Linked DNA regions of Homo sapiens: region 1 is linked to region 2. A link is a contact called in ENCODE Hi-C or POLR2A ChIA-PET data. All regions are on one chromosome and are shown on one strand. Each heading gives the region's core, a stretch centred on a gene start or an enhancer-like site at or near the end of the contact. The rest is flanking DNA. Distances are from core to core; before and after follow the strand shown.

Region 1 (3,254 bases), core at 65-2,564, 110 kb before region 2:
ATTCTTTGATGATCAGACATTCTTTATTTAGTGAAGTCCAATTTATCAATCTTTATCAATCTTTTACTTTATGATTAGTGCTGTCTGGGTCCTGTTAATGAAATATTTCCCCAATTCAGGGTTATGTAAAGATTTTCCTATGTAATCTTCTCAAAACGGCACTGTCCAGTAGAACTTTCTGAAGTGCAGAAATGTTCTATGTTTGTACTGTCCAGTGGTAGCCCACTAGTCACATTTGGCTACTGGCCACTTAAAATGTGGTTAGTGAAAGCTAAATTTTAAATTTTATTAGATTTTAATTAATTCAAAATTAAATGTAGTTAGTCACATGTAGCTAGTGGTTACCACAATGGATACCACAGTTCCAGAAACTTTATTGATTTACCTTTAAAATTTAGGTCTGTGATCCAATGGAAATGATTTTATGAGATGGTCATGATTAGCAATTTGTTTTTTAAATACAGATATACAGTTAACCCAGATCTATTATTGAAAAGATCATTTTTTAACCCATTGAACTAGTGGCAACCTTGTCATAAATCAGGCAGCCCTAATAAGTCTGTTTCTGGATTCCATTCTGATCCATTAGTCTTCATCCTTGCACTGACGCCACGCTGTTTTAATTACTGCAGTTTGAACTCTGAGAATATAACCTCTCTGACTTTGTGGTACTTCTTCAGAGTTGTCTTGAGTATTCTGCGTCCTTTGTATTTCTGTATCAGTTTTAGAATTGATCTGTCAATTTCCATTAAAAACCTGCTGATATTTTGATTGAGATTATATTGATTGTATAAATCACTTTGGAGAGAATTGACATCTTTATAATATTGAGTCTTCCAATCCATGAAAATGATATATCCCTCTACTTTGTTCTCTTAGTAATGGTTTATAATTTTCTGGAGGAAGTCTTATCCATCTTTTGATGTTCATCTCTACGTATTTGATGGGTTTTGATGCTATTGCAGATGGTATACTTTCAATGTTCATTTTCTAATTATTTTTGCTAGTATATAGAAATATAATTTTTTAGTTTTTTCGAGACAGGGTTTGGCTCTGTTACTCAGACTGGAGTGCAGTGGTGTGATCTCAGCTCACTGCACCCTCCACCTCCCAGGCTCAAGCGATCCTCCCACCTCAGCCTCTGAGTAGCTGGGACTACAGGTGCAGGCAACCACGCCTGGCTAATTTTTCTATTTTTAGTAGAGACGGAGTTTCATCATGTTGCCCAGGGTGGTTCTGCTTAGGTTTTTAACCTCTTAACCGCTGTTTTCTGCTTGGCTAAGAAAGCTCTTCCTTCTTGTATGTACTGGTTAGGAATCGGCAAATACCTTAAGGGGAAATTGTATGCAGAGGGTTGGACTTTCCTCTCTGCCATACCATTTTTAATTTGGATCTTGGCCCTCTTCCTTAAGTTTAGGCTGCCTTGGAAGCCCTGAATTCTAAGTTTTGTTTCTCTCATTCAGTGAGAATGCCGTGAGCGATAGGTGGCAGTTTCTGCTTACCCTCTGGGCTCTGCACTGCAAATTGGTAAATGCCCCAAGGAGGCAGAGTGGGTGAAATTTAGGGCTTACTTTAATGTTCAGGGCATTGCTCTTCTGTCAGGATCCCTGCCCCTAAAATTCCTCCTGCTTTGGTTTGTTCATCAGTGTCTTCAATCGACTGTGCTCTTTAATTTTATCTAGCTTTTATAGAAGTTCTCAATGGAAAGGTTGGTAGAATAAAATTCACTTTGTCCAACACAGAGTGGATGTCTAAATGTTAACATTTTAATGGATATTCATTCTGTTTCCTTTAATGTGCTTATGTTTTTATGTCTGTGAGCATGCTGTTTATACAAGTTTGGGTTTTGGTCCTGATTTTATATTGTCATACACAGCAGTTTCTTGAACCATTTCTCTTGTATTTGGGCAGTAGGGTGTTTCTTTTATTTTCCTTTTTAAAAAAATCTTTTTTTAAGTTTATATTTTCCTTTTTATAAATGATGTTCTCAGGAGCATTTTTTTCTACAAAAAGCCTTTTTTTTGATTTGGGGTTATTTTCTTAAAAGGTAGGATTTCTAATTTATTTTTGTTGTGGTTTTCTCTGATACTCTGGGTCATTATTCCTGGCATACTGAAATTTAACAATAATGTGGCTTTGTTTGGGTCTTCCATCCATTGATCTTGCCTTTTTTGGGCCTTTCAACCTACAAACTCCTGAGTCTCAGTTCTGGAATGTTTTCTTGCCTTCCTTTCCATTCTCTTTGCTCTTTCTTCTTCAAAGCTTTTTGGTAGTTTTGAGACCTCCTGGATCTGTAATTGTAATCCTATTTTCCTTATTATTATTGTTTTCTATTTTCTGGTAGATTTTTCTATTTTGTCATTCAAATCGGTTGAATTTTTATTTTTATATTTTATATTTTAAAATGCTTTTTAAAAATTTACTGAATTTTTCTTTTTTATACCTTCTTGTTTCAATATATTGCCATATTTTTTCTTTTTTCTGAGTATATTAATTATGTCCCTCCCTTATGTCTCCTTCCTTTTCTCTGTCACCTCAGCATTCCCTTTTTCTCCTGTATATTTGTATTGGTCTTTAACTTTTAGGTTCAAGGCTTTCATCAGATGTTGGGCAGGCTTTGGCTCTCTTTGTATTTAAGAGCAAGACCCCTGAAAGCAAATTGGGAGCTCTATATGAGGGGCAGTGTTGATGAGTGGTTTCACCATAGGGTGTTAAGGTGGTGCACCGCCTTTGCAATGGAGGATGCTGTAATACAATGTCAGGATGGAGGGGCATTTTCTCTTGTGTTGGTCAGTTTCCCCAGAAAGGAACCTCCAATCTCTTGCCTGGGGGTGACCGTGGGGTATGCAGTATACCTGGTGGCAAGTGTTCCAGGAGTAAAATGGAGAGAGGTTTTATGGTTCACAAGGCCGCCGACTCACTTAACTTCCTGTATGAGCTTTCCTCAGCTGGGCAGCCCCAGAGAGTAAATCTCCAGAGTTCTGCTGGGTGAGAGGAGGATTCTGGTGGACTCACTGTTCTTTACACAAGCTCTCAACTAGTCCTCCTACTTTCACCCCCTCCCTCCACTCCAGCCTTCAGGATATGTATCTGCAAGGCCCTGAGCCTTTCCAGGTTTCCGGCTGTGAGCTGGCTGCTTCTTTCTGACTTCCCCCTTCTTCCTCCCACCCTCGCCCTGGTAGGCTTAGATTTCTTAGGGTTCTAAAATCAGTCACCACTTACTCATTTGCTTTCCAGCTCCTTTTTTTTTTTTT
Region 2 (3,251 bases), core at 43-2,542:
GATTGATCTTTGCTCTGTATCTCAGATCTGTTAAGATGCATGAAGCTATGAAGTGAATGTGATTCCAAAGAGGGATTTCAGGAGAAAATTGTCATGACTCATGAGGTCCACATTTTTCAACTGTCAGAATCAGTAAGAGATTTCTGGCCTTAGAAGAAATAAAACAAACTATTTTATTTATATTTTACTGATACTTAATTTCCTTTAAAATTTACTGATATATTTTCTAGACATTAAGAAAACAGTAACAAATCAAGAAAGATTATTTTAAAATCCCAATTATTTAAAAAATAGTTCATATTAGTTTTATTCATTAGGAAAAAGTAATATTCATTCTCATGTCTTAAGTTTTCAAAGACATTTTATTGAAGCAATTAAAGATTTTACAAGAATGTCAAGATGCTGATATTTTTGGAACCTGATGAAAGGCATCTCACCCAGATGTTTCTGTTGTACTTTAAGGTTTACAAAGAAGATCTACCTCAGCTAAAGCAACAAAGTAAAGAGAAAAACCACGCAGTGCCCTTCCTCAAACGAGAAAAGGCTCCTGAGGACAGCTTGAAACTCCAGTTCATACACGGGTGGGTGGCCTGTCATGGGCGCCCGTATGTGTTCCTCTGTCTCTGCCTGGCTGTCACCAACCTTAGCACCAGGCTTAAGGGATCCCCTCCCCTCAGTGTCGTCCTCCTCCTGGCTAGCTCTTCTCTGCAATGTGCACTTGTACCTGTGGTTGCTATTTTAAGTGTGACTCTCTATCCACTTCCCTCGTTGATGTTCTGTGGCCATCACAGTGTGATTGTCTCTAGATTTCTCAGACTTCATATAATTCCATGACTTAAAGGGTGCTGCTGCTCATTGCTGCTGCACTTCTTTCTCATCACCATCTTCACTTCCTCTTTCTCCTTTCCCCTAATCCCCTGCTGTGTTTTGCTGGCTCCACCATAGGACAGTATTTTCTTCAAATATTTTCTGCACATGTGCCCAACATAATTTTGAATTTTGTAAAATTATATGCACCCTTGCATATTTTAAGTAGACAACTAAAACTTTTTAATGTCGGTTTAAATGGCTGAGAAGATACTATCTGTATTATGAATACATCAGTCCTTTAAATGGATGCAAAGGAACCTAAATGCCATAAATGTTTGATTCTCACTATGATCAACTTAAAAAATATGTGAGACCAGACACAGTGGCTCACACCTGTAATCCCAGCCCTTTGGGAGGCTGAGGCAGGTGGATTGCTTGAGCCCAGGAGTTCGAGACATGGTGAAATCTCATCTCTACAAAAAACTAGCCAGATGTGGTGGCGTGTACCTCTAGTCCCAGCTACCCAGGAGGGAAGTTGAGGTTGGGGAATCACCTGAGTTGGGGAGGTCTAGGCTGCAGTGAGCTGTGATCTTGCCAGTGCACTCCAGCCTGGTTAACAGTGAGGCCCTGTCCCAAAAGGGGAAAAAAAATACCTGAAGAAGTCCTTCTAAAACAGGAAGCTATTTTACATCATTCATATTTCTACCTAAGTTCACATTTCCATTCTAATTTTCCCATAAAATTTTACCCTAACATAATCTTTTTATGCTTGAGAGTCCTTTGTCACCATGTCATACCCTCTGCAAGAAAAAAAATTTTTCTGTGGTCCTAAGACTCTAACTCAGCCCAATACAATATCCACTAGCCACACACAGTCACTGAGCACTTAAAATACGGCTATTCTGAAAAAAGATGTTCTGCATGTGTAAAATGCACACCAATTTTGAAGACTTACTATGAAAAGAGGAATGTAAGATATCTCATAAGTTTTTATATTGATTACATGTTGATATAGTAATATCTTAGATGTGTTTTGGGTTTAAAATGTTACTGAAATAAATTTTTTTTTCTAATATGGCAACAAATTTTTAATTAGGAGGATCATGTTATTTTTCTGTTAGTGTTGCTCCATTAACAGTTTATTTGAATTATAGTTATTAGTAAAGTCGACTAAATCAACATGAATATATTACTAATTGTGACATATAATTATTAAGCACAGAAAAATTTTGTTGGAAATTATTTTAATATGATGGATTGGTTTTCAGTTGCAAGATCTGTGCATTTATATTACTTACTGTTAGAATGTAACAAAGTTTAATATTGAGTCTATTCTCAGTTCTCATTTTTGTATAGATGTAAGCAGTGAGAAAGTTTATTCTCTTAAATAATTAGGTAAGAATGGAGGCCATTTTATAGCAATGTTATTCAATTCTTCAGACTCCTGTGATAGGCCAAAAAAGTCATATTTGATTTTGATATATCACAAAAAATAATCTTTCAGCTGGTAATTCCATTAAGTCTCTGTACAATTTTGTTGAAAGCAAAGAATTGGAAATCACTTGATTTGCAGGATTCCTTAGCCAGTCATTAGAGTTGTTTTCTTTCAACATGCATACTTGTATTTTGAATTGTTCCTTTGTTTTGGTGCCCCTGGAAGGGTCTGTGTCCCGGAGTAATACAGTGTAATAGGATTCCAGATGGAGGAGAGGAATGGCTTTCTGCAGTGGGCGGAAGGCATTTATGAGAGGGGAGATGGGAAAGGAATACCTGTGCCTCATCACAGATGTGTTCTCAGATGATCGTTTTTAAGAAAAAGCGCACACAACAGCTGAGGATCTGCTAACAGATTCTGTTACAATGTTCAGTGCCCATGTGCCTTTTTGAGAGTCATCTCATGCCCTCAGACGGCCACATATCCTCATTTAAACATTGCTGTCCTATGTGACACCTGGGGTTCCACTTGTACATGTTCACGTCAATATGTTAGCCTTGCCTCTGACACCTCCTGCTCCATGCATTTGCTGTTTGTTCAACCACTATGCATTTCTTGGACCTGTGCTTCAGTTATAGAGGCTACGACTGTAGAAACAATCTGTTCTACACACAAGCTGGAGAAGTAGTCTACCACATTGCTGCAGTTGCTGTCGTGTATAATCGGCAGCAGCACTCCCAGAGGCTGTACCTGGGGCACGATGACGACATTCTCAGCCTGACCATCCATCCAGTGAAGGACTATGTGGCTACTGGGCAGGTATCTATCTCCTGTAAACTAGGGCCTAGCCAAAAAGAGAATTTAATTTTTGAATTCAGTTTACATATTAGAAATTCAAGAAATGCTTGGTAGAAATAAACATGAGATGGGAAGGTGAAGATTGAATGATCATTGGATCCTTCCAAGATCATGGGAGAATCAAGCAAAGCATTTTAGCATTATTGGG

The links. Hi-C counts contacts between places; a loop is a spot of excess contacts on that map. ChIA-PET counts read pairs that join two places held with the same protein, here RNA polymerase II (POLR2A). Pooled maps may share reads with other maps.
Region 1: a pooled map shows a loop between it and region 2 (2.2-fold over the local background). The contact joins two enhancer-like sites. A Hi-C loop is called at or near these places in 2 of 50 pooled maps. POLR2A ChIA-PET finds 5 or more read pairs at or near these places in 3 of 52 experiments (OCI-LY7, activated CD4-positive, alpha-beta T cell and activated T-cell).

What each region holds. Positions count from the first base shown.
Region 1 is chr2:54,754,642-54,757,895 of GRCh38, forward strand. The region is part of intron 2 of EML6 (EMAP like 6); the gene reads left to right. Among named protein-coding and RNA genes, the nearest start is that of EML6-AS1, 5.2 kb to the left of the region's middle. RefSeq lists an enhancer at 1,071-1,140. Within about 2 kb of position 1,315, at least 2 of the 41 ENCODE cell types and tissues checked have a DNase peak (open chromatin) inside an H3K27ac peak, as active enhancers do; they include OCI-LY7, where a contact is called at or near this core.
Region 2 is chr2:54,866,304-54,869,554 of GRCh38, forward strand. EML6 (EMAP like 6) reads left to right here. Exons shown (of 42, transcript NM_001039753.4): 14 at 463-581; 15 at 2,878-3,064. Among named protein-coding and RNA genes, the nearest start is that of EML6-AS1, 120 kb to the left of the region's middle. Within about 2 kb of position 1,293, at least 3 of the 41 ENCODE cell types and tissues checked have a DNase peak (open chromatin) inside an H3K27ac peak, as active enhancers do; they include OCI-LY7, where a contact is called at or near this core.